2 separate regions of the Mus musculus genome follow, and region 1 is linked to region 2. A link is a loop called in an ENCODE intact Hi-C map of the cell type or tissue named here. Cell type or tissue: gastrocnemius. All regions are shown on one strand. Each heading gives the region's core, and the rest is flanking DNA. Links, peaks and the distances in the headings are about the cores only. Region 1 overlaps Stk4 (serine/threonine kinase 4). Region 2 overlaps Gm36090 (a long non-coding RNA gene).

Region 1 (15,050 bases), core at 6,020-11,019, 430 kb after region 2:
TTAACTGTTGTAGCTTTTCGCTCTGGGGCAGGAAACAGCCCTATTCTATCGAGAACCTTCCTATAGTGTCAATTCAGAGTGGCAAGTATAGGAAGCACCGAGTGCTCTCTGGTGAACTTTGAAGCAACCAGAAACTGGACAACAAGGCTGCTGTTGTAAGAGGAGTGCACAGCGCTTACACCCTCAGAACCATGCTTGCAAACACTATCCCCTACATCCGAGACTGACGAAGTCAGCATGTGGACCGTGTATTAACTGCACCCTGCAGACAGCTGCAGGCTGAGAGTGAATGAAGAACTTCCCTCTCACACTGCTCTGATGAATGCATATCTGACAGACAGTGTGAAGTCTTTTCAGTAAGAGCCTGGACTGTGGTCTTAAAGGAGGAAACAGAGCAACAGTAGACGGCCTCAGTCACAGAGCTTCCCAATCTTAACTATGCCGTCATGCTTTAAAGTTCTACTGCAAACAGATTAGTGTGGCTACTACTCTAAGGAGCACATTAGAACGCTGGGAATTCAGTGCAGATCCTAAAAAGAAATCATCTCACTCGCCTCAGGTCACAGGGCCTAACTGGAAAGGCCCGAGTCAAGGACGAGAACACTGCAAAAGCTATTGCGCCCCCCACCTGTGCAGGCAGCAAGCCTGGGAAGGAGGAGGGGCCAGCTGATGCGCTCCTGGACATGCCGCAAGCACTGAGAGGGAGAGCAGCCGGCTGGCATCGAGGCTTCAGCAGATAGGTGTCTGCTCACCATCAGAACCGCTGACTGTCAGCCCCTCCTCAGGGAAGGACTGCTAAGGTACAACTTGTGCAAACAAGCCCACTTCCTTCCTTCCATATTTTGCTGGGTTTGTCTCTGAAAACCCAAGTATCAAAAATTGGTAGAAAATAGCCAATTTAAAGGCAATTGGCACATTAAGTTTACTAGATATAAATTCCTGTACTAAACAACTAGAAACCAAGCATTCTTAGGTTGGTTAGGTGGCCCCTGGGTAAAGTACTGGCTACCCAAGCCTGTGGACCTGAGTCAATTCTCAGAACCCACAAAAGTTGTCCTCTACTTTCCACAGCGTGGGTCTGTGGCACATGCAGAGTGTTTAAATATTTTCAAAAGAAGAAAACACAAAGACTCTTTTGACAAAAATTCACAACAAACATGCCAAGCCACAAATGCCTCAAAAGTACCCAAGAACTGTTACCACCTCGGCCTCGCTCTTTAAACAACTCTCTAGCACATACCGGGTTTTAAAATTTCACACACTTAGTTTTGAAAAAAGTTCTTCTGAATAATTAACATGCCTGTACTTCCAGAATACAGGAAACAGAGGCGGGGGAATTTTGAATTTGAGGCCAGTCTGGTATACACAGCAACTTCCAGGCTGGAAGCGATACACAGTAATCAAAATCCTGTTTCTAATAAATAAGACGCTTCCAATATCAGAGCTTGTATGCAGCTCCATGCAAAAGGCCTGGTCCCTGCATTCAAGGCCTGGCGCCAGAGGGTGGGCGGAAAGAAAACAAAGAGCGCATGTACCACACTGACGGTGGAGTGAAGCTGCAGAGCTAAGGGGAAAGCTACGGGTAGTCAGACTAGTAAGCAAGAAAAATCAAACCGCAAGATGGTAAACTGCCGCCAGTTCTAACTGACACCAGGCTACAGTCTAAGCTACAGTCAGACTCTCTAAAGCTACAGTCAGACTCTCTAAGGCTACAGTCAGACTCTCTAGCCTAAGGAAGGACTGCTGATTCGGCTGCAATCAGACTCAGGATTAAGATGCTAGAGGGACTTTCCCTGAGGTGAACAGGACAAGAACAGGCACCACTATTCAAACTGTAGTAGAGATCTGAGTGAACCAGAAAAAAAAGGGTCTATGGATCACAGGGGCAACACTGAGGTCATAATCCAGAGACAAGATCTTCTTCATAAAAAATAAAAAGGGAACTTACAGATTAGGAGTCTCATAGGAGATGAGTACAACAATCCACTGAAAACATCAACGCAACAGCCATAAAAGTACAACAAGAACCAAAGCCAACATAAAAACAAAAGACTTGGAACTGGTCCTAAAACCAAGATGAAGGCTGGAGGGACAGCCCAGCCAGTGAAGAGTGTGCCCTGCTCGTCTGAGGATTCTCTTGGTTCCTAGCACTTGTATCAAGTGACTTCCAAGCACCTGGAGCCCCAGCTCCAGGGGATACAAGTTACAAGCTTCCTGAGGTGTCTGCACTCAAGTGTACATACTCACGCATGGACACACAATTTTAAATACTAAAAAGAAAATATTTTTTAAAACAAATTAAAACAATCAAGTTGAACAACCCCTGAGGAATAACACCCAAGGTTGACCTCTGACCTACACATGAGCACACACGTGTACACAGACACACATGCTAAGGGTGCTTGTAGCTGCAGTGCTCATGAAGTTGAGGAAGAGGGATCAGAAGTTGACACCAGTTTGAGCTATATAAAAAGACCTCATCAAGATAGAGATGCCAGGCAGTGGCGCACGCCTTTAATCCCAGCACTCAGGAGGCAGAGGCAGGGGGATCTCTGTGAGTTTGAGGCCAGGCTGGTCTACAGAGCAAGCTCCAGGGCTATAGAGAGAAATCCTATCTAGGATCTCCCCAACAAAAACACAGACAGACAGACAGACAAATGCACACACACACACACATGCACACACACACACACACACATGCACACACAGAGATATAGAGCATGCCTGTGAATAAACTCAGTTTTCTAGAGATATGCTGGGTAAACCATGGAACCGTGTTTGCTGACAGAACTATGTATTCAAAGCAATCAAGTAAAATCCCAGTGGTATAACGCAAAATTGGCTTCACTGATCCTGAAACTGATACGAGATCATTGTAAAGAAATTCAAATAGCAATCTCTATTGGAAAAAAAAGGGGAAGGAGGGCAAGGAATCTATTTTAGAATAATGGTCACGGAATCCATGCAAAGGTGACTGGACCGTACAGCTGAATGTGACTACAGTTCATAATACAAAGAACAAGAAATTCATGATATATTAAAGAACATCTGTGGGCAGTAAGACTTTACAACTCTTTAAACATTTACTCTTTCAAGGTGTGTAGGTAAAAAGAAACTTCTTTTTTCTTTTTTTCTTTTTCTTTTTCAAGACAGTGTCGTTCTATGTAACCCTGCCTGTCCTGGAAACTGTTCTGTAGACCAGGATGTCCTTGAACTCAGAGACCAACCTGCCTCTGCCTCTCTAGTACTGGGATTAAAGGGGTGCACCATCACCACCCAGCAAAATTTCTTGAAGAACACAAAAATGATACTGTATAAGAAACCCTGGAACAGTGTGACATCAGGAGAAGGCCGGCTGCTAGGAATGACTGCAACAGTCGGGCACAAGTCACAAGCTAGGGCCAAATAACCGCAATGCACAAACCAAAAGGGTCGATACCTACAATCCACAGCGGTTCTGCAGATCAGTAAAAGGCTATTCCGATTATCCTTCCTGTATAAAACACGCAAGATTAAAGTGAGGGGCCATGCAGCTCAGTAGTGCACACGGCCAGGCAGGAAGCCCAGGGTTCCCGTCCCTGCACTTCCAAAACCAAAATCGGGATATATCAGGCAATGATGGTTATAAAGTATCTTTAACACTTGTTTGTCTACATATTGTAGCTTTCCCCATATCAGTTCTGTTTGTGAGTTGTTTTGTTTTGAAGTGCTATCCCACTGTTTGGTTGGGACCCCTTAACTGGTGACACTTAAAAAGCTATGTGTGGCACTGTGCTCAGGATCGACAAAACCAATTCCAACTAAAGTCTACTAAACCTGAGACGAAGAGGCTGTGCTGAAGTGCTTCAGCTCTGCCAAGTATCCAACCTCCTCACTAAACGATATGAAGGCCATGCCCCAGTGTTGCTGCGGTAACTCAAGACAGCCTTAAAGGTGAGGGCTAACAGCAGTTAACAGCACCGGTTGCTCTTCTTGAGGACCGAGGTCCAACTCTCAGTACCTACAGCTCACGGTAACTCTGGTTCAAAGAGATTCAATAACCTCTTTTGGTCCCTGCAGGCACGAGCCACGTGTGTGCTTAGACATACATATGGACAAAACACTCAAACACATAAAATAAAATAAAATAAAATAAAATAAAATAAAATAAAATAAAATAAAATAAAATCTTAAGTATAAATAAATAATAGTCTTGATCCAAAATAAATGCTATCATGGAAAGGGTGTCGGTGAATTTGAATGGGAACGCAATTTCAATCCATATCCTATCGCGGAGCTCCCTCTGCTGGCACAGTGGGAGCACAACAAGTTCAATGCTGACAACTCACAAGGGCATTTTATCTTCACCACTAAGACCAGGAGTTCCTTTAGAGAACCCTGAACATAGTCTACAAACAGCAAGAATGACCAATGTGTTTTTACACAAGTAATGACTAGTTAATGTCAATTCCCCTTCAGATTTCAGCTAAGGCTGGACTGTACCTAATATTTTTATATATGCAATAGTCTACACTAGCATGTCTGGGAAAATTCATAAATTTTATCTTTAATTATTTCCTTGGGCCTAGTTCCTAATAAAGGAATTTACCAGGTCACAGGTTTGATCTTTTCTTTGGGGGGTTGTTTTTAATTATGTGTATACAGCAAGGAGTCTCTTCATGTGTGAGAGGAAGTGTCTTCAAAGTCTCAAGAGGGCACTGGATCCTGTGAGCCTGGAGTTACAAGTGGTCATGAGTCACTGGGAACTGAACTCAGGTCCTCTGGAAGAAGGGCAATGTTCTTAACTGTGGGGCCATCTCTCAAGCCCAGATCTGAATTTTTTAAATGCTGATAAAGAATGCACTCCAGAAGTTTTATCAATTTGTTAATCTACCAATGTAACATTACCATTCTTTTCAGTCTCAGAGATAATTAATCTGAATCCCAAAACAAAGGGAATGATTTCCATCTCCAAGGTGAAGAGTAGAGACCCATGAGAACACTGCCCTGCCAATGTCTGCAGACACAGAAGCCCCTCCTCAGGAGTATCTCTACCTTCCTACGTGCTGCCAAGCTTGCTACGTTTCTGTAGGGAGCCCCAGGGACACGTTAAATTCCCTTTTACTATACTTTGGCAACACCCTGGGCCTACACCAATATTAGAACTCATGTCCTTCCCTGCACTTGATGGCACCTGGGACCAAGTCAGAGATACAACTGAGGTCAGTCTGTATGGGCATTTACAAAAAGGGCCGACTGAGAGAAGTCTCTCTGAGAGTGGATGGCACCATCTGACAGACAGCCCAGATACAGAGGGCTCTGAGGCAAAAAGAACAAGTCTTGCATGCCAGCCTGACTCTGCTCCTTGCTGGCACACCCATTCCTGTTGCTGCTACAGCTATTATCACTGCCATCCATCGCTGGCATTAGACTCCAGATTCTTGGTCTTCTATCATGGACTAAAGTCAAGTGACTCTCTGGGAATCTTCCAGGCCCTTAGAGCCAGACTGAGACTGCTGAAGATATCCAGTGTTGTGGATTGAGCAGCTCACAGGTTCTCAGCCTCTCCGAGCTGCAGCCAGCCACTGATGGCCCTTCCAGACCCTATGTTTAGGTTTAAAGCCCCAGGGCTCCTTGATCACCTTTTTTCCCTTCCCTTTAGCTGTGTCCTCTCCCTGGGATGAAACCCAGCCCCTCACACATGCTAGTCAAGTGTTCTGCCAGACAACAAACTTTCTGTCTGTGAAGGAACAGACAGCAGATAATTTAGGCCTTTGAGGCAACAGTTTTTAACAGGTACTCAACTCAGCCTTTTCAGTACAGAGGCAGCCAAAAGCAACAAAGGAATGGTTTATGGCTAGGTTCCAGTTGAGCCTTACTGCCCAAAGTAGGTGGCAGTCTAGCTTGGCCGAGACACTGGTTTGCTGATCCCTGGATTAGAAGAAAAGCCATAAATATTATAGGTACAGCTCAGCAGTAGACTGGCACACATGAAGCCATGATTTGATCCCTAGCATGGGGGTGGGGGGGTAGGTAGTTAAGGGGGGTGAAAAAAAAAACCTGATGACCAAGGAAACTCAGGCCTTTCAACGTATGCAAAGTTCAGGCTAACCTGAACCTCTATACCTCCGTTACTATTTTGTATCCTCCAACTGTTCCCTCTGTGACATGGCCTGTACCTCAGGTCGAGAGGAAAGGCGATCAGTAAAGAGCAGAGTGTGGGACTCTAAGCCAACTCGAGGAATGGAGCGAGTCACAGGCCAGCCAGGAAAGAGGGGAAGAACCCAGGTCTGTGGCACACACCTGATGTGGAAGACTGGAGCCTGAGGCTAGGGAACCACCTGATGTGTCATTAGAGAAAGAGACACATACAGAGGAGGAAGTGATCAGATAAACTAATCTATCAAGCAACAGAGAGAACCACCCAACTACTTCTCTTAGAAACCAGTCTCTCGCCAGGTGTGGTGGCGCACACCTTTAGTCCCAGCACTTGGGAGGCAGAGGCAGGCGGATTTCTGAGTTCGAGGCCAGCCTGGTCTACAAAGTGAGCTCTAGGACAGCCAGGGCTACACAGAGAAACCCTGTCTCGAAACCCCCCCCCCAAAAAAAGAAACCAGTCCCTCCCTCCACTAGACTCACAAAAAGAAGCCTCGGGCAGTGACTGCACCTCCCTGCGGCCTACTGCTCTCTTGCATTGTATTCTGACCTGCGCGTTGCCTAAATAAAATGGTCTTGCTACTCTGCACATAACTTTCTTTCCTCAAAACAATGACAAAACCTGGAAACACCAGGCCTAGACTCTGACCACAGGCAACAGCTTGAGCCCAGAAGTGAGAGGTGAGGCTGGGCAACATAAAAAGCATCAGTCTCCAGCAGCAGGAGCACCGGTTGGGGGCGGGGCTCACTGGTGCAGTGCTTACCTAGTGCTTACTGGTGAGGCTCAGGGACTTAATAACCAGCAAAGAAAGAAAGGGAGAGTGAAGGGAGGAAGGAAAGGAGGGGTCAGAGAAACATGGCAGGGAGGGGAGACAAGGAAAGAGGGAGAGGAAAAGGAAGAGATTTTCTGAAGACTTAACAGAACTTTTGCATCTGCTCAATTATCCCTGACTGGCTGTCAGTGAGCTTTGACTAACCAGACAGACACTAGCGTGAAAATACACTGAAAGTCTGCATCACAGCAGAGAGTACGTATGGCCTGCTCCAGGAGAACCCTCAATGAGAGCATTCAGACGAAGCTCCCAGCCTACTGCCAGCATTCTTCCTCCCCTGCCGCCTGCTCCTCACAGCCCTCCTACTGAGCGCCTCTCTCCCTCTAAGGGACGTAGCTAGGACAACACAACAGCAGACCCACAACTCAGACAGCAGGGGCTGCGAGACCCTGACACTGGATCAGTTAGTGTCTCCCCAGAGCCTCACTTTTCATGGTTCCTTCCTCTTCCTCGTCCTCCGTGTTGATCACCATGGTGCCCAGCTGGGACGGCAACGTGTCACCGTGCTCAATCATAGTATTGGCTCCTCCGCTCATCGTGCTGGCTACTCGGACAGTGCCCATCTCATCACCGGCAGCTCGAACCATCGTGCCGGAATCCATTTCATCCTCCTCCTGCGAAGGAGCAGAATCTCAAACTGGAGCTAACTGAACGTCCTGAGTCACGGTTACTCTCGGTGCAAACAGACCTGGATCTGACACCTCTGTACGTTGTGTTCCCACCTTAGAAGCTGAAAAGCACCTGTTTAACCAGAGATGGTCACCAAGTGACCCATGTGACACCTGCGTATCTCATCTAATGGAGCCTCCTCCTCCTCCCTTCTCTCTTGACTTCCAGCACAGATCTGGCCAAAAGCACCCTTGAATCTCAACGGTGCAGGTGACTCCAGAATACACTATGAGAATTTTAGAAGAGCTTGGATAAACAAAGTCTCAAAACTAGGGGATGTCTCTGTCTCTCACTGTCTCTTAAATAAATAGATAATCTGGATAAATGATACAGGGGAAATAACAAAATGTGTTTTAAGGAAACACTGAGCAAAGAGCAAGCATAGCCCCGGCAGCGGAGCCCAGCAGCACTGAATGAGATCCATCCGCACTCAACAAAGAGCTGACTACACCAGCTACTCAGCTGACCTCTGTGGCAAGCGAGACCTAAGAAGTACACACCCCTGACCCAGCAGAGAGCAGCCACTCACTGAGTTCTCCTCGTCGTCCTGGTCCACTTCCCGCTGCTGGGCTTCCTGGCGCTTCAGTTTCACATCCATGGCTTCGTTAATTAAGTCTCGCAATATTGACACTCCTTTGGCACTCTTAACAAACGGGTGCTTAAATAACAAAGTGGACAACAATGGACACGGTTTGCTTTGGTTTCTGGGCACAGGGTTTCTCTGTGTAGCCCTGGCTGTCCTGGAACTCCCTCTGCTGGTCCTGAACGTAGAGATCCACCTGCCTCCTGAGTGCTGGGATTAAAGGCCACCACTGCCACCACTGCCCGGCCACAATATTTACTTTAAAATAGTACATGGCACGTAATAAAAACCTGGCAGTATCTGTCATATAAATCAGTGGGTCTAATTTTTCTCTTCAAACCTGGGGCACAAAGCCACGCTTACTTCACGACTCTAAGAAGACAGATGACCATTTGGACCCGTGCCATTTCTCTCTGTCTCATCTAGAGGGTCTTTTGTCTTTATTTTACTGAGAGAGTCCATCTCCACTACCTCAGTCCCAGTGTCTAAATTCAGGTTGCAGGCCTGAGGCGGGCACCTTTACCCTCCAAGACATTTTACCCGACTCACCTTATGTGGAGCAACAACAATCCCTGGTAGTTACATCTAGGAATCTTTGCAGGAGTTACCTATATATCCAGACTTATTCTGAGAGCACCCATGTTTCCTCCTTGCAGGGACAGTACATCCCTGCCCCCATCAGCACCTGGGTAAGTGCCGCTTGCCAAGCCTTTGGAAGCACTCTCAGACTGAAAGGGAGCCTCAGCACATGAGAGGCTGCAGAGCAGAAGACTCCTTCATAAGCCTCTGGCATCCTCTCCTCCAGCCGCATTCGGTAATACACTTAGACGAGCAAGGCCGTTAGCAAGAGTAGCTCATGGCCTTGTGCTCTGCACTGGCACTAAGACCACTTCTTCCCAGGCTTACCAGACAAGCACACACCGCTTGAATCTAGTCTGGAGCTACTCCCACCCACTCCTCTGCCTGGTGACAGAAGTGTTTCTGAGCTTCTTACTGCTCTTCAGTCCAAACTCACGGGTGACGCACTTCCTTCCATCACTGCTCTGTTTTGCAAGTTAAGTATTGTCTATGGCCTTCCATCTCACCAGCTTTAAACCTCTCTCACAGACAGCGCAGAATGTCTTACTCCTCATTACTACTTCCAAGCAAGCGACTCAGCAGTGTGTGAGCGGCGTGGAGACGCGGCGGTGTGTACCTGTAGGAGCTGAGTGGCTGTGGCTCTCTGCTCCGGGCTTTTTACCAGACACTGCTTCACAAAATCCATGAAGTTGTCTGACCACAGCTCTGGCTTACGGAATGTGGGAGGAGGGTTTGTAGGAATCATGAATATTGCCTAGTTTAAAAAAAAAAAAAGAAAAAGATCAGGTAAAAGAAAGATGACAGACACTTCAATACAAACACCTACATTTGCTTGGTAAAATGATTTTATATATCTAAACACAAAGCATGTCTACATGGAGTACAGCAACCAGAGGCCTAACAAACACCTGTTCAGCGACCTCACAACTGATCAGAGGTCTAACAACTGTTCCCCTTCCCCTTGCTCACATGCAGGTATTCTAAACCATACAGTGTCAAAAAAAAGAGAATCCTTTCGCGTGTGTGTGTGTGTGTGTGTGTGTGTGTATGTGTGTAGGCTGAAGAGACTGTGGTACTAAGGATTAAAACACTGGGCCTGTGGATGCCAAGCAGGAGCTCTGCTACTAAGCTTTTTTCCATATGCTTAATTATCTCTCTGAAAAAAAACAAAATTATCTAGCTACTATAGGCTGCTATAAAATCAAGCACATTTAAATTCTCCTTCTCAAAGATCAAGGTTATCCCGTATTAGGGCTGGAGAGTGCTCACAGTTACTATCACACAGTGGTCTTGCAGAGGACCTGAGTTTGGTTCCCAGCATTCCTGTCGGGCAGTTTACACCGCTTGTAACTCCAGCTTCAGGAGATCTGACACCCTCTTCTGGCCTCCAAGGTAGCACACATTTAAAATAATAAATCTTTCTTTAAAAAACTCTTAATTGCTGGATTTTAAATGATGTAAATCCCATTTTATGAAAAACGAAACTGTTTCACATTAAATACTTTAAATTCTTTTTGGGTGGGGGAGGGGGAGTCTAAGACAGGGTTTCTCTGTGTAATCTTATCTACCCTGGAACTCGTTCTATAGACTAGCCTTTGCCTCTGAGTCTGAGGATTCACAAACCAAAAAAAGCATGAAAAAGATAATATATGAACCAAAATGGTGGTTAGTGATGTAAGTGCAAAAACAACCTGAAGAAAACACTGTCTGACACTGGTGACCCAATGGAAATCACAGAAAATGACTAAGTAGAAAGCCCATATATTTACAAAGCTAAAAATGTGGTTCCTTAACTTTTAAAAGATATATATACATATTGTATATAATTTGTAAGTCAGCCTATACATTTCTGTATTTTACAGCCTATATCCTTCAGGGAGACGGTCAAGCAGACACTCTAGAATGAAGAAAGGACCATATTCAATTATTTTTTTTTTTTAAAGATTTATTTATTTATTATATGTAAGTACACTGTAGCTGTCTTCAGACACTCCAGAAGAGGGAGTCAGATCTTGTTACAGATGGTTGTGAGCCACCATGTGGTTGCTGGGATTTGAACTCCGGACCTTTGGAAGAGCAGTCGGGTGCTCTTACCCACTGAGCCATCTCACCAGCCCTCAATTATTTTTTTACGACATCTAATGCCAGGGGAAGAATAACACCTACAGTATTTATCATTATAGAAAATTACTTCATTTCTTGTTTAGAATGTAACCAAGGAAGCTGCCACACCACTTTCTACTGCTAACCAGCAGCTAACCCCCCACGGGCTCTCTGCATCCTTACCCTCATTGGATGGATATCAGCATATGGGGGCTTTCCTTCAGCCATTTCTATGGCAGTTATTCCCAGAGACCAGATGTCTGCCACACAGTTGTACCCAATTTCCTGAATAACTTCAGGAGCCATCCAAAACGGGGTCCCTATTACTGTATTCCTCTTTGCCATGGTATCCTAAAAGGGAAAGGGGAGAGACCAACACAAAGCATGAAAACTACTGAGAAAAGGGAACAGTTTGAACAATTAAAAACTGCTGTGTTCACACCAAGTGGTAAAAGGTGGCGCGGATGTTTGAGACTAACCGGTTAATTTTTGCTTAGATTTCATTAAGGCTCCCTCCATAGGATGGAGCCCATTACTTATGCTGTCAATGAGTCCAAGGATCTGAGACTAACTAGGTCATCAGCCCTAAGGGACACTTGCTTCTTTTATTCTGCTAAATGACACAGCAATAAAACAACTCCTCGGGCTGGCGAGATGGCTCAGCGGGTAAGAGCACTGACTGCTCTCCCGAAGGTCCAGTGTTCTATTCCCAGCAACCACATGGTGGCTCACAACCATCCATAATGAGATCTGATGCTCTCTTCTGTTGCGTCTCTAAGACAGCTACAGTGTACTTATGGATAATAATAAATAAATTTTTGGGCCAGAGTGAGCAGGGCTGACCGGAGGGAGCGAGGTCCTAAAATTCAATTTCCAACAACCACATGATGGCTCACAACCATCTGTACAGCTTCAGTGTACTCACATACATAAAATAAATAATAAATAAATCTTTAAAATAAATAAATAAAACTCCTCATGACACATTGCTACACCCGTAGATCAACCATTACCAGAGAAGTTTCTGCAAGTAACAGAGACCCACCACAACTGGACAACATGCAGAAAGTTGGGACAATGTCCCACCCCCAGCCAAGAAGCCATTTGCAATTGATGGCTGCTGGGAGAAGGAAAGTCTGTTTCCTTCAACAGTGTCACTGAGAACAACATCCCGACTCCAGGGTGGGCCTCAGGCTCTGGAGGAGCTGGCCAATGCAAGCTGGACTCCCTGGTTCTTAACAGAAACAAAAGCAAAACCAAAAAAATTAAATAACTAACAACAACAACAAACCCCATGTAGTGGGTGGGTGGGTGGGAGCTGTGGGAGAACCTGGAAAGGGGAAAAATATGATTAGAATATACTGTATAAAATTCTCAAGGAATAAATAAAAACATTTAAAAAAAACAGTGCCTTTATCTAGAAACAATACTCGAGGCATAATCAGATGAGTCACTAAAGAAAGTCAAATGGCGGGCTGGAGAGATGGCTCAGCGGTTGAGAGCACTGACTGCTCTTCCAGAGGTCCTGAGTTCAATTCCCAGCAACCACATGATGGCTCACAACCATCTATAATGGAATCTGATGCCCTCTTCTGGTGTGTCTGAAGACAGTTACCGTGTACTCATACATATAAAATAAATAAATAAATAAACAAATCTTAAAAAAAAAAAAAAAAAAAAAAGAAAGTCAAATGGCCAAGAACCATAAAGATTTTCAATTATTAAAATACAGTTATTAAAATTTTTTAAATTTAAACTAGTACTAATAAAAAACATACATGAAACATCTGATCACTGGAGTATGAGAAAGTACAACCTCACCAACTGGCAATATTTAGTAAACTTTTTTAAAATATCTATATCTCTCTAACCAAGTATCTTTCTAGACATTTACCTTACATGTGAGTACCCTAAACCATACACACAAAAGTAGAATGTTCAAGTGACTACCAAGCCAGGGACACCTCTACCTCAGCTACTCCAAAGGCCACCTGAACAACATAGCTCAAGATCAAGACAATGCTGCGGTACTCTGTCTCAATAATTAAGCACCTAACCTGAGTTACATAACAATAATAAAAATAATTTTTTAAGAAATCACCACACAGGTGCCTAACACTTGTAATCTGAGTCCTCAGGGAGCTGAGGTAAGAAGATCTCAGAGAATTCAAGGCCAGCCTGGACTGCACAGTGAGTTCCAGAATGGCAGGGAACCTAGAATGAAACCTAGTCTCAAAATCATAAATAAGTAAGACCAGCCTTTAATCTCAGCATCCAAGGCGGCAGAGGCAAACAGATCTTTGTGCATGCTTTCTAGGCCATTCTGATCTACATAGCAAGTTCCAGGCCAGCCAGGAATACCTAGTAAGACCCTGCTCAAAAAGAAAAATAAATATTACAATACATACGTATATACTGAAATACCATGTTAAAAATTCTCTCAAGAGGCAGGCAGAGTGAACATTCACCTACAGCCCACACACGAGAGACACAGCAAAAGGCTCTTAATTTTGAGGATAGACAGAACTAAATAGCAAACCTCTATTTCAAATGAAAACAGGTATGGAAAACGTGTAAGCTATTGCAACACCAAAAGAAATAGTTTACAAAATATTGAAGAATACAGCTTTATTTCTGTGAAAACAAAACAACAGTCAAGAGAATGCAACACCCAGTCAACAGAAACGCCAGGGCCGCACAAGAGCAGCCTGGAGTGATAAGCACTGTTAGGAACGGTCACAGCTAGAGGGCAGAGCTACTCAGATGTTTTCCTTCTTACACTCGGTAACACTCCCTTGGTTTATATGTGCAATTAGAAAAATCGTCTTAAAGCTGAGATATAAAAAATGGTCCCAAGGTTCCCCTGTGGTTTGAAGAAGGGTATATGGCACTTACTACACTAATAAGCAGGTAAACGCTTTCCCAGAATCTTGCTACAACTGATGCACAGTTAGGGAGAGGACTTCCAAACCCAGCAAAGATACAGACAAGTCTCCCATCCCTATTCCCATACTCCTGAAGTGCCTGTGACTTAGGTTATGTCAGTTAGGAGCAATGACAGATGGCACTTCTAAGCTAACCTCACACTGTCCACCAAATTTAAAACAACAACAACAAAGGAAACAACTTGGGCTTAATCATTTCCTTAGCAGAAACCTCAAACTTGCCAGCATGTTTTCAAATGGTGATACCCAGAGTTATTTTTACTAGATTATTTAAACCAGAAGTGGATAGCTACATAAAGGAAAGTGTTTTGAGAATTATGTAACCTGTGTATCCTAAACTCCAATTAGTTACAGAGTTATTAAGTACAACAGAGCAACAGAAAGCGTTAAACCCAAAAACTGGCTCATATAACTATATACGCACACAATCAAAAGCCCGTCAGCTCTCTATGCCACACAGACAATTTAACATGCTTTCAAACCAGTGTGAGAAGGACAGAATATCCCCAAACTACAAAGCACTGGCCAAGGGTGGTGGCACAAACCTTTAACCCCAGCATTTGGAGCTAGAGGCAGGCAGATCTCTCTGAGTTCAAGGCCACCTGGTCTATATCAAAGTTCTAGACCAGCCAGTACTATGTAATGATACCCTATCTCAGTGGAGGAGGAAGAGGAGGAGGAAGAGGAGGAAGAGGAAGAAAAAGAGGAGGAGGAAGAGGAGGAAGAGGAACAGAAACAAACTAAAACCTAGGTAGTCATGTATGAAACTCTAAACTTAAATTCCATCTAGGGCTGGTGAGATGGCTCAGTGGGTAAGAGCACTGACTGCTCTTCCGAAGGTCCTGAGTTCAAATCCCCGAACCACATGGTGGCTCACAACCATCTGTAATGAGATCTGACGCCCACTTCTGGTGTTTCTAAAGACAGCTACAGTGTACTTATGTATAATAATAAACAAATCTTTAAAAAAAATTCTATCTAATACTTTTACCAAAATAAGTTCAAATAAGGTAACTCTCAAATATAGAAAACAAAGCCCAGAAGAATACTGAAGTATAGATGAACTGGTATATGGTGCTGGAACAGAACACCAAAGATAAAAATCCAGAGAGAGATGGAGACAGATATTGATTTTCCTTAAAAAAAAAAAAAACTTTAGAAACTAAAGGACAAGCAGGCCGGCCAGCTCAGTGGTTAGGAACA
Region 2 (15,050 bases), core at 4,736-9,735:
CTGTTTCACCACATTCCGTCTGGGAGACGGGGTTAGAACTGAGATAAAAGGGGGGGGGGGGAGCCTTTGCTCACACCCCCCTCCACTTTTAATATTTACTATTATTTTGTGTGTGCGTGTGCGTGTGTGTGCGTGTGCGTGTGTGTGCGTGTGTGTGTGCATGTGTGTGTGTGTGTGTTCGTGTGCATGTGAGTGCACGTCCTCTGACCCCTGTGGAGGACAGAGATACCAGACTCCCCTGGAGCCATAGTTACAGACATCTGTGATTTGCCTGATGTGGGAACTGAACCGGGGAGTTTTGGAACTGGGACAGCCCCATTGCTGCTCATCCTCCCTGTGCCTCGATGCTTTGCCCTCACCTTCACAGTGGTGGAGAGACTTCAAAGAATGAAACAAGATGGCGTGACCCCGGGCCCTTTGAAACTGAGCCAGACCTGGAATCCAGCCCCTGCCTGCTTTCTTCTGCACTGAAGAATAAGGACCTTCTAAGCCTTGTGTATCCGCTCTTCCTTAGCCTGGGATCGGGGGTTCAAGACCATTCTCGCCCACTACACAGCATGTGTGGAGCTGGGCTGGTCACGTGAGAACCCTGCCTTAATTAATTAATTAATTAATTAATGAGTTTTGGAAACTTTCTCTTGGCCTTCCATGTGTTTTGGTATCAGGTTTCACCTGGTATTATTTGTTAGTGAGAGTTTCACATCTAATTGCTGTCCCACCCCCAGGGCTGGGTATGGGACTCCTGCATCCATCCACAGCTACCTAGCTCCTCTTTGCCCTGTGACCTGCACCACTCTCTTCATAGCAGCTACCACAACTGGAAACACGTACCTTACCTTCACGGATGTTCTTGCCCCCGCTAAGCCATCAGCTCCTGGACCACAGGGGCAGGAGACTGGGTCCTGTGGTCACTGCTGTGACCCAGTGCCTGGGACACACAGGATATGCTCACCTGAAACATGACCACTGACTACCCGTTGCTGCCCCCCCCTCCCCCACCCCCACCCCGGTACCGGTATGATCTCAAAGTCTTGACTGGACTGGATTGTAAAGTTTTCTGGGGTCTTCACAACCAATGAGGCAGGTGCCTTCACCCTCACTTCCATTTTACAGAAATGGTGGATCAGTGGTTTGGCTGCCTCTGCCATCAAGCCTGAGTGTGTGTGTATGCGTGCGCGTGCATGTGCATGTGTGTCTCTCAGATGGGTGCCCCCGCACTGTCTTGTCTGTGCTTCCAGCCCTCACGAGTACACTCTTCCTAAGAAAGGATCCTAGGTGTGTGAGTGGACGAATCCGTGTCTACCTAACACCCACACCTGGATGCTCCTTAGGTGCCTTGGTCTCAAGGTCACAGACATCCTCCTCGACCACACCCTTGATTGCTCAGGCCAGAAAAGTCAACCATCACCCTCTGTCTTTTCTGTCCCTCGCCACCACGTGCCATCTACCAACTACCATCTATGTGCCATCTACTAGGAAAGCACCCCTAACTGTTCTCTGGTGAGCCAAGAATACTGTCTTCTTCCAGCTAATCAGTTGCCATGACCACTGCTGCCTGGGTGCCTCCCCCCACCCCCTTCATTCACTCTTGTCTTAGGGTTTCACTGTTGGGAACAGACAGCATGACCAAGGCAACTCTTTTTTTTTAAGACCTATTTATTATTATACATAAGTACACTATAGCTGACTTCAGACGCACCAGAAGAGGGCATCAGATCTTACTACGGATGGTTGTGAACCACCATGTGGTTGCTGGGATTTGAACTCAGAACCTTTGGAAGAGCAGTCAGTGCTCTAACCCGCTGAGCCATCTCTCCAGCCCCCCAAGGCAACTCTTATAAATTATGACAACATTTAATTGGGGCTGGCTTACAGGTTCAGAGGTTCAGTCCACTATCATCAAGGCAGGAACATAGTAGAATCCAGGCAGACATGGTGCAGGAGGAGCTGAGAGTTCTACATCTTCATCTGAAGGCTGGCTTTCAGGCAGCTAGGATGAGGGTCTTAAAGCCCACACCCACACTGACACACCTACACCAACGAGACCACACCCACTCCAACAGGACCACACCTTCTAATAGTGCCACTCCCTGAGCCAAGCTTATACAAACCATAGCAACTCCCAAGGGTCCTGACTCTTCCCCTGGTCTTAGGATAGCACCCCAAACCCTCAGCTTGCCCCACAGCTCAGTCCATCGCTTACAAGACTTGGGGCGTCCTGCCTCATCTCCCCACTTGAACCCACGTCTCTTACTTGAATCATCCTTGTGTTGTTTTGGCTCTCATCCACCACACTTGGTAACTCTCACTCACGCCTCAGAGCTCAGCTGAAACTTCTCTTTCTGGGGTCAGCCTTCCCAACTGCCACTATTGCCACCTGCACCCAAGCCAGGTCTCCTGTGGAATCTGCACCATAGCTGCATGCCCGTTCACCAGCAGTCAGCATGTTCATTGCCAACCACATGTTCAACATCTATAAGAACAAGCACTTCGTGAGAGAGGAAACTGTGTCTGGATCGTCTGCTACAAGTACTGATGATGTAATGCTTATGCTAATTATTCATATTAGCCTGCATTTTAGAAACTTGGTTTCTCAGCAAAAGAGAGGAAAAATAAGCTAGGGAGCTGCATCCGGTGCTAGAAGGCTTTCCTGACATGTGTAAAGTGTGGAAATCTATCCTCAGAATTGAAAAATAGTAAGACAGAAAGAAGAAAGAAGAGACAGAGGCAGGGAGGACAGAGGCAGGGAGGATAGAGGGAGGGAGGGTCCAAAACTAGCAGGCATCCAAAGAAACGTTTCATGTCATGGGGAAAAGTACCGGTAGACTGTGAGGGTACAGTTCCTTCTACTGCCACCAGAGGGCAGGCTTTTCAAGGCCTGGACCAAGTGAGGTTATCCTATAAGCAAAAGGCTGCAAGCATTCTCCCCAGAGAAGTCTGGAATCCATATTCAGAAGAGAGAATGTAGCATGCCTGATGTGTTGGGGAGGGGTCCCTTGACCTACTTCCAGGAAGTGACATAATAGAAAATAAACGTATTCATGTCTTTAGTGCAATAGACAACACATTGAGAAAATGCTAAGAGCTGAAGTGTGGGTTTTCAGAGTGGGAGCTTTGGCCTGCAGTATTCAGAGCACATCAGATCATAATCAACACAGACCTTTAGGATGCCCAAGCCTGTGAACTTCCTGAGGCCTATAACATGACATCAATGCTTTACAAAAAAGGAAACTGCTTCTGACAGGTGTGTCTTGCTCATCTTCCAGCTTGCATGAGAGACTAAGCCCAGGTTACAGCTATGGCAGGCTACCTCTCCACTCCTTCCTCCCGTCCCATCGCCACCTGGTAGTCCTTGCCTTCTGTTCTGAAGAACCCCCGGTTAAGACAGACCTAGCATTGGACACTTGCACCACAGCTGGAGAGTGAGCTCTCAGTCATCCTGTCTTCCTTCCACCAAAGGACAAAGACCTGGGTCTGTCAAATAGGTCTGGACTCTTCCTTCATCAGCTACTACGGACTGATGTGCATCTCCGTGCCCCTAAAAGGACATGGTGGAGTCCTGATCTATAGGACATCAATCAGAATGTGACCTTATTTAGAGAAAAGCATGTTACTGAACTAATCACATTACAATGAAATCATTACAGTGGACCCTAGTCGTATTCTTATACTGAGAGACAGACAAGGCACCTCTGTGAAGACACGGTTTATGTGGCTATGAGTCAGCAGACTTCGAAAAGCTAGGAGAGATTCCTGGAACACAGCTTTCCCTTACAATATGACAACTTTAACCGCCAACTTAATACAAACTAGAATCTCCTGGGGAGTCTTAATAAGAGATTTTCTACACTGGGTTGGCTGGTGGCCATGTCTGAAGAAGATTCTTTTGAGTTAATTATGTAAGAAGACCCCGCCCACTGTGGGCAGCACCATTCCCTAGGCAGGGAATCCCGGACTGTGAAAGAATGGAGAAAATCAAGCTCAGCACAAGCAGACAAACATGTGGCATGCATGCATTAATGCTGCTCCATTCTTGAGTGTGGCTGTGACTAGCTGCTACAAGATCCTGCGTCTCTTCTCACTCTGGCTTGCCCTACAGTGGTGAGCTTTAGCCTGGAGCTATACAATAAAATAAACCCTTTTGTCAGGGTATTTTTTATCACAGAGACAGAAATGAAACCAGTCGTGTGCAGGAAGGCACATGACTGTCTCAGCGTCTTCATCTAGGACTTTTGTGATCCAGAATCATTGGAGAACAAATTCCAATTGTTTAAGCCACTCCATTAATAGTACTTTGTCGTGGCAGCCCCAAGAAGTTTGTATACCAGCTTTGTTATGTCACCATGCCTCCACATATGCCTCTGTAAAATGGGAGCATTTACTCTTTGTAAAGCCTGCTGTGTGGTCAGTGAGGCTCTGGGTGAACTATTGTTCCCTTCTCCTTTAGAATACAGGAGAAGCCAAGTGCAGTCCCAGCCACTGGGGATGCTGAAACAAAAGCATTTCCTGAGCCCAGGAGTTTAAGCCCCGTCTGCATTGGAGAGACTTGAACCCTCTCCCTCGTTTAAGATTTTATTGACTTTATGTATATGAGTACACTGTAAATGTCTTCAGAAGAGGGCATCTGATCCTATTACAGATGGTTGTGAGCCACTGTGTAGTTGCTGGGAATTGAACTCAGGGCCTCTGGAAGAGCAGTCAGTGCTCTTAACCACTAAGCCATGTCTCCAGCCAGAGACTCTACCTCTTTTAAAAAAACAAACACTGGGATGAAACCAGAGTCCAAGCCAGGAATCAGGAATCATGAGGTAGTGGCGGCACTTGGGCAGTGGAGAGAGGAAGATCCGAAGTTCAAAAGGAGTCTCTGCTTCATGGTGAGTTCCAGGCCTGCGTGAGCTCAGTCTGCAGGTAGGAAAGGGGGAAGTGCCACCGTCTGTCTCAGAGAGGCACCTAGACCAACACTGGACATCACTGATGCTCAGAACTGGATGCCAGAAACTCCACCTTTGTCAACATGGGAAGGGCACAGATGGAGGACACAGGTGAGGATGAGACCTGGGGCTAACATTCTGGCTGCAACCCCAACACTGCAGCTAGCGCTGAGCAGAAAATAGGTGCTTATGCATGCATTTACAGCATGTGTATGAGTGTGAGAGAGAGTGTGTGCATGCTTGTGTGTGTGCGCTCACAAAAATAAAAGAGCATGTGCATTTAAGACAATGCTAGGGGAAAATGATTTTAAAAAGAAAAGAGCCACCCAGGAACTAAGGAGATGACTCTGGATAAAGTGCTTACTGTACAGGCATCAGAACTCAGGTTTGGACTCTCAGCACCCATGTAAAAGCATTGTGTGGGGTGTGTGCCTAGAGCCCAGGACCAGGAGTCAGCAGCAGACAGATCCCTGGGGCGTGCTGGCCTGCAACCTAGCTAGCCTAATTAGTGATCTTCCGGGTCAGTGAGGGCTCCAGTCTCTTTCCTGTTGCTGTGATGAAAGCACTCCGACCAAAGCCACTGAAGGAAGGAAAGCATTTATTTGGCTTTCACTTCCAGATTACAGCCAATCATTGAAGGAGTTTAGGGAAGGTGCTTGAAGCAGAAACCATGAAGGAACAAACTTGCTAAGTTGCTCAAAGGCTCATGTTCAGCTAGCTTTATTATATACCCCACGACCATCCGCCTAAGGACAGTACTGCCCGCAGTGGACCGGGCTCTCTGCCATCAACTAATAAGACAATCCTCTGTAGGTATACCCACAGAGCAATCTGATCTGGGCAATCCTGCAATTGAGAATCCCTTCCCAGATGACTCTAGACTGTGTCAAGTTTACAAAGCTAACTAGGACAGTGAGGGACTGTCTAAAAAGATAATGTGGAGAGGTGATTTTAAAAAAAAACATCCTGATTTCAGTGTCTGGTATCCACTTGCACCTGCATGGAGGAGGGCTGTACACACCAATGAGGAGTGCATGTACACTCACATGTATGGGGACACACACACACCTGCAGCATATGGTTCTTATTCCCATGGTGTGTTGAATACATGGATAAGACAACGTGAACCAAGTGAACTCTGGAGTGATCACCTGGAAAAAGTAGAAAATGGGGTCTGGATTGAAGGATGGTTTGAGAAGGAGATGGAAAAGGGCTGGACCTTGCAGAAGACAGCCACAGCACAGGCCTAGGGCCTTGTACTTCTGCATCTATGTCAGCACAGATGTCAAGGCCTCCACAAGAGAAAGGAATGTGTGACTATCATGCTCTTAGCCTGGACCCTGTATGCCTGGCAGATCAGTCTAGGACCTAGACCATCCCAGAAATGAGCAACTGTGGCCCTTGGAGCTGACATGGGAGAATCCAGAACTAGATCATAAAGACTTGGTAGCATGGCAGATCCCCTGTGCAGGGTCTCTGTTCCCATCAGTAAGGAAGGAGTGGGTGATGGCTCTGATGATGTCAGGAAGATAGCTGTGATCATGTCTGGGGCTCGCCTCCTGCCTGGCTGTCGCAGTGTATAGCTTCACAGGTCACAAGACCACTTCCTCATCCCAGACTGGAGAGCTTCACTTGATACCTGAGTGACAGCATGCAGGTGTGTACTGTGTATCTGGTTAGACTCCATCTCTCTTCCCAGACCTTCCCCTTCAGCCACTCCCAGCCTTAGTCTGTGTTCTGCTCCCCTAAACCCATTTTCCCCAAAAGTGGTCTTCCTTCTCTCTGCAACCTCCATATGCGAATATCTCACAGAGTCCGGAGTTGGCCTTGATGACGAATCTGGTCATGGGTTCCTGCGTGGACTCTAGGGGGCGTGTCCAGGCAGAAGGCAGCTGGTGAGCTGCAGGGATGCACTGTTTGCTCTCTCTCATGGATGTTTGCAAAATGAAATTCTGAAGAGCCCCCGCTTTCAGAGGAGAGAAAACACTCTGTCTCCTTCAATTTGGCTGTCTCCCTGGGGTAATGGAACATTGCGATGAAAGCCTCAAACCTTCTTCATGCTTCTTTACATCCTGCCTCTAGCTGCAGCTCAAAAAACTAAATAAAGACAGCTGACGAGCCTGCTCAGGGAATAGGAGAAAAGAGGCTTGCCACAAAGGCTGAACTGCCACAGTCTCCGATCCGCAGAGACAAGAACAACACGGACACCAAGGCGGGTTCACGCAGCAGCTTTTTCACTTCCAGCTCTCTCCCCCAGCAGCTTCTTCCCCCTGTCCTTCTTGCAGCAAGCGCCATTCTCCTATATTCGCAGCAACTGACCTCATCTCGCTCCACACCACCTCATCCAATCAGAATCACACATGCTCCAGGCACGAGCTCAGGTCAGTCACAGATAGGCTGACAGATCCGGGTCACGAGGAATATTCATGCTTTTTCACTGCGCATGCTTGGGCAAGGCAGTAAACATATGGGGTTCACCGGGCCTGGCAATGGGCCAGAGTGCCATCTTGGCCCATGCGGCCGCACCCGCTTCCCGCATCTCCCCCTTTTTGTTTTAGTAGTAGCTCTGGGATCAGCATCTGTCTTAGGTTGCCCCCATCTGTGCCACATCCTTACCTGTTATGGGAGTGACAAACTCACTTTCGCCATCCTGTCTTAGGTTGGTATGCGCACGTGAGGGTCTTACCTGTCATTGATTACTGATTCAGCATGTTGAGCCAACATTGGGGGGATGTTCCTGCTTCCAAGGCTGCCATAGCCTGCACTAAGCATATCAGCCCTGTGCCACCTTCGCATACGTGCCATCCACCAAAGCATTCCTACACACACAACAGTCAACAGGAACGCTCAAAAGGCCATCCCTCCCCAATTTTTTAAGAATCCCACAGTTCCCTGGATGATCTCCAGCCATTGCTTTGCAGTTGCAATCTCCACACAGGTGTTGTTCATGGCAACAATCGATGCTCGCAATTCCTTCATCTTTGTGTCGAGATCATGACTCCAATTTCCTAGCAGCATCGCACCAATTGCACGCAACAGATTTGCAGCTCTGGAAAATTCTGATACTGAACAGAGGTTACACACATTCCTGCCATATGAGTAATACAGGAAGCAAATACTAACTGCTCCAAAATATTCATCTGTTCCTGCAACCAATCCACTCTTTGATTAACCATAAGGATACCAGCTTTCAAATTTGTATTTCAGTGGAGCCAAAGCCCCAATTTCCTCTTTTCAGTCCACTTGAAGGGAAGCTAGCATGGTGACTAGGCAAAAGCAAAATTTGAGCAATTCTATCTCCCGGGGAAATGGCAGACATCTCTCTGGGGGAGGAAACCATGATCTTAACCTCTCCCTTATAGTCAGGATCAATGACACCAGGATGGATAATTAACCCCTTAATGGCTGCTGAACTACGTCCTAATAAGAGGCCAACTGTGTTTTTAGGCAAAGGACCCTTAAAGTCTGAAGCAATCATCTGCACACCCATTTCTGGGGTTAATATGAGTCTGGTGGTGGCGCAGATATCCAGTCCTGCACTTCCTGTTGTAGCTCTTCTGGGGACGCCCGTAGACGATTGCGCCGAGAAATGTGTTGAAGGTTCGGCCATGGTGTGGGAGTCTGCTGCATGGCCCCATATATTTGTGGGCCCTGAGGCTGGGGGCCCCGCACTCCGTTTTTTGGCCTAGCGCCTGTGGAGTGAGAAGTTAGGGGGTGACCATCTACATCCCACTTGGATTGACATTCTCTGGCCCAATGATTTCCTTTGCAACAGCGAGGACATAACTTGGGCTGCCGCACGCCTGTCTGAATCTCCTGTCTTCCTTTATTAGGATAGTCTCACTTGAAATGACCTGGCTGCCCGCAAGAAAAGCATCCCCCCTGCCGTCCACCCTGACGAGGAGTCTGCCTTTGAGCCTGAACTATAGCTGCCGCTAACCCCTGGTTGGTCAGTGGAGTGTCCACCACATCTCGGCAAACCTTTAGCCATACATCCAGTGGTTTGCTCCTATAAGGGTGTATGGCGTCTCTGCAGGGCTTAATGACCTGCTCATAGGCTAATTGCTTGACCAGTGGCATTGCAGCATCAACATCCGGAAATACTCTCCCGGATGTCTCCACTAGTCGTGCTAGGAAGTCTGCAAACTTCTCATTGGGTACCTGTATCACCTTAGACAAGCTGGCCCCAAGGTCTCCAGTGCCTGATAGCATCTTCCAAGCTCTAAGAGCACAGTTATTAATCTGCTCATAAACCTGTATAGGATAACCTGTTTGACTGTTGGCAAAATTCCCTTGCCCCATTAACATGTTTATATTCCAGGCTGCATTGGGAAGTCCAGGGGCAGCATTAGCCACAGCCTGCTCAATGGCATGCTCAATATAAGCAGTCTTCCATGTTAAATAACCTCCTCCCAAAAGAACGGCTTTGCAGAGGTTCTGCCAATCAAAAGATATCATACAGTACCGCTGTAGGGACTCAAGCTGAGTTACAGTAAAGGCAGCCTGGACCCCATAAGTCGAAACTGACTCCTTCAATCTTTGTACAACCTTCCAATCCAGGGGTTCATGATACCGTTGCCCCTGTTGGTCCTGAAATACTGGGAAGGCCCCCGCAAATGGCAGGCACATTTTTCCAGACGTTTACATGAAGACTACGCTTTCCCCTTTTGTCTCCCTCATCTTTATAGGGGAGAGGAGAAGGCAATGGAGGGGCTGATGGTTCGGGCGACCTACTGTGCCTCAAACTCCAGCGGAACATCCGACTATAGACATCACTGTCACCATCAGTCCCGTCGCTGTCACTAGTAGGCCCTTCAGAGCTAGATTCCTTTTTCTCTTTCTTATCTTTGTTTTGTTGTCTAAGCTGTTTAGGTTTTCGGCGGCTAGCCTGAGGTGCAATCTCCTTAGCCTCCTCAAGTGCAGCTGCTCCTTCCTCTATTTCAGCATTGTACTTTCCACTGGCATCCCTCAAGCACGCCCTGACCAAGTTCCAGATGACTAACATTTTTACTTTCATTTTAGTCGCAGTTGAACCCATATCATTTAAATTCCCTCTGTCTCTATATCTGAGATCCTTAGTGCTCCGTCCCCTTTTTTCCGGGGAACCTGTCAGGCCTATGCTTTCTTTACCTACCGCTGCTTACCAAAATTTCCTTACTGCTGCTTACCAAAATTTCCCCGTGCTGAAATTCCCTTTGTCTCTATATCTGAGATCCTTAATGCTTCGTCCCTCCCGCCCCACCCCCACCCCCGGGAACTTGACAGACCTGTGCTTTCTTTAATTCCCTTCGTCTGTATTCCTGAGAACCTTAATGCTCCATCCCCTTTTTTCTGGGAAGCCTGTCTTTACTTACCGCTGCTTACCAAGATTTCCTTACCGCTGCTCTTACCAAAATTTTCCTACCGCTGCTCTTACCAAAAACTTCAAAGGCTTCTTTACTTACCATTGTTGCTGACCAACACGATGAGTTCCCTGTACGGGCCACCACTTGCCACTGTCTCTGACCCACAGAGATAAGAACGACACAGACACCAAGGCGGGTTCACGCAGCAACTTCTTTACTTGGTGCTTTTCCCCTTACAGCTCTTTCCCCAGCAGCCTCTTCTACTCCTCCTTCTTGCAGCAAGGGCTATTCTCCTATACTCACGGCAACTGACCTCATCTTGCTCCACACCACCTCATCCAATCAGAATCACACACACACCAGGCACGAGCTCAGGTAGGTCACAGATAGGCTGACAGATCCGGATCACGAGGAATATGCATGCTTTTTCACTGCGCATGCTCAGGCAAGGCAGTAAACATGCGGGGTTCACGGGGTCTGGCAATGGGCCAGAGTGCCATCTTGGCCCATGCAGCCGCACCTGCTTCCCACACTGAACAACTTGGGCTTGACTCCCATGGCACACAGTGAAAGGAGAATGAATCTTCTGTAGCCTTTGCTACTTTATGGGTTCTTCTTTCTTTCACCCTTCACCCCTTTCCCACCCTTTCAACTCCTTAACACTAGAGGGGAGAGAAAACAGGATAGAAGAAAAAGGGTGTGATGTTACCATTAGACTACTTCCTGCTGATTGGGATGTGGAGTTCCTTGGAGGAAGTTTCATCCTTGCCCTCAGGATATCCGATTTCTTCTTTCTTTTTCTTTGTGTATGACTACTTAACAAACTGAGACCAACAACAACCATAAGCAACCAACCAACAACCCACCACCCCACCTACTGGGGCTCTAGAATTCCAAATATCACACAATTGCAGAAACTATCTACAGTTGGAAAAATTCTGCCCTTGCTAGAGCACGAGGCAAATCACAATCAGCTGCTGTGGACAGTCTGGAAAAAAAAAATTGCCACTACAACGTTCAGAGTTGTGCTTTACAATGCACATGCATTCACATTGCACAGGCATACACACGAGTGATAGGTTTTTAAAAAGCGAATAAGTACTTATAGAACACAGACATGACACAGCCTTAGCAGATCGATACTTTTAAAGGAACAGTTATTGCCTTGGGGAAATGGTTGCCATGAATTTTGAAGATGTCCTATTTTTGTAAGGACTGAAATCCATGCTTTTTATGAGATTGTGGCTTTGGGACTTCTGTCATCATTAGGTTCCACTTTTAAATAAAGTCACACCAAAGAAAACTGTTCCAGGCAGGTCCCTGGATTTAGAGTACCGAACCCCATTCTCAGCTTGCTCACTAGCTCCTTCCCACGGCTCCTGTAGTGCTGGGATTAAAGGCGTGTGCCACCATGCACGGCCAAAGGCTCCACCCCACAGCCCAAGGGCTCAGGAAGCAGCTGGAAACCGCCAGACTCTTCTAAGACTCTTCTCAGTCTCTGAGGTAGTGGCCGCCACACAGTTCTGCCGCCTTGGGTGATGAAAACTGAGCCACTGGCAAGCCAGATGCTTTTACGAGGTACCACTGTGAGTACCAGGGGCTAGTCTTAGTTTTGACTATTGAGTATTTAAAAGTTGGGGTTCCACAAGCCATCTCAGGTTGATAATCCCCTTGCTGAATTCAGGAAGGCACTTCGCTCAGTGTCTAGGTTACAATTAGAGGACACAACTCTAAAAGAGTCCAGATGTAGAGACGCACGGGGCAAGGGAGCTCCCACGGTGTCTCCAGGGAGCGCCTCCCTCCAACCACAGGGTTGTGTTTGCCAACCTGGAGGTTTTCCAAACCCACAAGCTAGGGGCTTTACTGAGGTTTTGTTACGTAGGTATGACTGCGTCCCTCATTGGCTATTGGTAATTGAACTCCATCTCAGGAGTCCAGGGCTTCTTTGGAGATTATGAAGGGCGGGGTTGAAATTGCTAAAGCTTTAACCACCTGTCTGCGGGTTTTCAGCAACCAGCCCACATCCGGAGGCTCTTCAGCTCCAGCTTTGAGTCATCTCATTAGCATATGCAAACCAGTAAATGCGGCGAGTCCCTGGAGAACCTTTCTGGGAACTGGTGACAGAGCTCGAATATTTGTTTTTCTTCTCTTTTGTTTTGTTTTATTTTCTATCATACCACAGTGAGGTTCAAGGGAGGGACTGCAGCCAGGGAAGGGCAGCGACAAAGAATACAGACAGCCTCGGATGGAAGCTGGGGGTCCTCCTAGGCTTTCTGAGGAGTGCTTGATTAGATAAACTTCTTAGAGTCCTGAAGTGTCCTTAGAGCTAAAACTTCTTGATTCTCCAGGAAAAGTCCAGGGAGAACCTGGAACTGGTGGTACACACTTAAGAGTCTCAGCCTTTGGGAGACTAAAGCAAGCAGGGTTGCAGGCCTCTCCAGCCTAGGCTACAGAGAAAGAATACACTTCAAAGTTAATTGATGGATGGGTTAAATATTTAAAAGTTTAAATATCCAGATAGAGCTTGACTCTCCCCAAGCTCTCCCCTTGCCTCCTGAGTCCAAGAAGCATCCTCGTTTCTATTATTCATTTCATTTATTTATTTTAATTAATTAATTTTTAATTTTACATCCCGATTTCAGCTTCCCCTCCTTCCCCTGTCTCCTACGAAACTCCCAGGAATCTATGGGGGTGGGGGGCTCATATCAATAGGGGATATGGAACCTGAAACAGCCATTTCCTGTAGCCACGCATGACTTCCACTGGATGGTGGGGACACCAACCCACCCACGAAACCTTTGGCCTACAGTTTGTCCTGCCTACAAGATGTGCATGGATAAAGAGTGAGCAGAGATTGCAGGATCAGCCCAGGAGAGAAGCACCCTTATTTTTCTGACCACAGAGGTGAGCCATGGGTTGCTGGTGTCACCCTTCCCGGCCACTAGGGTGAGCAAAAGGACAAGAACTGATGCAGCGTCAGAGCAGAAGCAAGCCTTGTTCCTGACCTGGCCAGGCTCTTGTGTGGCCAGAGGGCTGACAAGACTTTCCAAACTTAAGCTGAGGGGAACTGGTGTGACTGGGGAGGAGTGAGGAAGGAGAGGAGGCAGGGTCACATCTGTTGCCTGGCTCTTCATTGGCTCAGGCTTCTGGCTGCTGGGGTCAAAAGGCTCAGCAGAAGCACTTACTTCACAGATGTGTAAGAGTCCTCTGAGGTCTCTTTCCATGCAGGTTCTGACCTTGCAGATGTGGGCATGGAGGCACTTGCCTTTAATTCTAGCACTCGGGAGGCAGCAGCAGGCAGATCTCTGAGTTTAAGGTTAGCCTGGTCTACAGAGCAAGTTCCAAGACAGCCTGGGCTACATAAAGAAACCTTGTCTCAGGGGGAGGAAGAAGAGCAAGAGGAGAAGAAAGAAAGAAAGAAAGAAAGAAAGAAAGAAAGAAAGAAAGAAAGAAAGAAAGAAAGAAAGAAAGAAAGGAAGGAAGGAAGGAAGGAAGAAAGAAGGAAAGAAAGAGAAAGGAAAGAAAAGAAAGAAAGAGAGATAGAGAGAAGAAAAGAAGAAAGAAAGAAAGAAAGAAAGAAAGAAAGAAAGAAAGAAAGAAAGAAAGAAAGAAAGAAAGAAAGAAAGAAAGAAAGAAAATCTGGGCGTGGTGGTGCACGCCTTTAATCCCAGCACTCAGGAGGCAGAGGCAGAGGCAGGCAGATTTCTGAGTTTGAGGCCAGCCTGATCTACAAAGTGAGTTCCAGAACAGCTAGAGCTATACAGAGAAACCCTGTCTCGAAGAAAAAAAAAGGGAGAACGAAATAGAGAGAGAGAAAGGAAGAAAAAAGAAAGAAAGAAAGAAAGAAAGAAAGAAAGAAAGAAAGAAAGAAAGAGCGAGCAAGCTGGGCGGTGGTGGTGCACGCCTTTAATCCCAGCACTTGGGAGGCAGAGGCAGGTGTATTTCTGAGTTTGAGGCCAGCCTGGTCTACAGAGTGAGTTCTAGGACAGCCAGGACTACACAGAGAAACCCTGTCTCGAGAAACCAAAAAAAAAAAAAAAAAAAAAAAAGAAAGAAAGAAAGGAAGGAAGGAAGGAAGGAAGGAAGGAAGAAAATTACCTTATTATAGAGCCAACAATACAGATTTGGGATACCCCAAACTCCATGATCCAACTGTTACAAGGCAAGCCCACCAGAGACTACCATATGGACACTCTTTTTTAAAGATTTATTTTATGTATATGAGTACACTGTAGCTGTACTGATGGTTGTGAGCCACCATGTGGTTGCTGGGATTTGAACTCAGGACCTTCAGAAGAACAGTCAGTGCTCTTAATTGTTGAGCCATCCCTCCAGCCCCCATATGGACACTCTTAAAGCTGAAAAGTAGTCTTTATTGCTGGCTGGCAGCTGCACAAACCACTTGCCCAAACCATGCAGCCCGACTCTAACAGCCCTTGCTGGGTCTTTTATGCACAACATTACATCATCCAGGTTGTCACACTTCAGCCAGCCAGAAAGCAAGGTTAGTTCTTTTAGGGACTTTTCTGAACAATGAGCCAGGTCTTTGATGGATTAGGTCTTTGTTCCGACTTTGGCAGGTTTGGGAGGCCTATGTGCTAGGTTTTAAGATCAGTATGGCGCCTCTACTATGGTGTCAGTTGTGCTAAGTTCTGGGGGCCAGTCACAGAATGTGGTAACCGTCCGATGACGTTTTTATAGCAACAGAACAAACAAAGTCATAAATCAAAGCACTTGCAAAGGCATTGGTAAGAACACTAGGTAAGGGGGTCAC

What was found. Hi-C counts contacts between places; a loop is a spot of excess contacts. Peaks named below come from ENCODE experiments on the same cell type or tissue, not always from the same donor. Only the 100,000 strongest peaks of a DNase experiment are listed, where the experiment ranks them.
Region 1: it touches region 2 in a loop (4-fold over the local background); 5 of 42 quality-filtered maps call a loop at or near these places.

The regions. Positions count from the first base shown.
Region 1 is chr2:164,092,942-164,107,991 of GRCm38, reverse strand. Stk4 (serine/threonine kinase 4) reads right to left here. Exons shown (of 11, transcript NM_021420.4): 6 at 11,086-11,253; 7 at 9,416-9,553; 8 at 8,167-8,295; 9 at 7,396-7,582. Among named protein-coding and RNA genes, the nearest start is that of Stk4, 26 kb to the right of the region's middle. In gastrocnemius, for the core only: no CTCF peak of the experiment used is centred there; a DNase peak (open chromatin) is centred at 8,948.
Region 2 is chr2:164,519,191-164,534,240 of GRCm38, reverse strand. Gm36090 (a long non-coding RNA gene) reads left to right here. Exons shown (of 6, transcript XR_375205.4): 6 at 368-2,052. Among named protein-coding and RNA genes, the nearest start is that of Gm36090, 23 kb to the left of the region's middle. In gastrocnemius, for the core only: no CTCF peak of the experiment used is centred there; no DNase peak of the experiment used is centred there.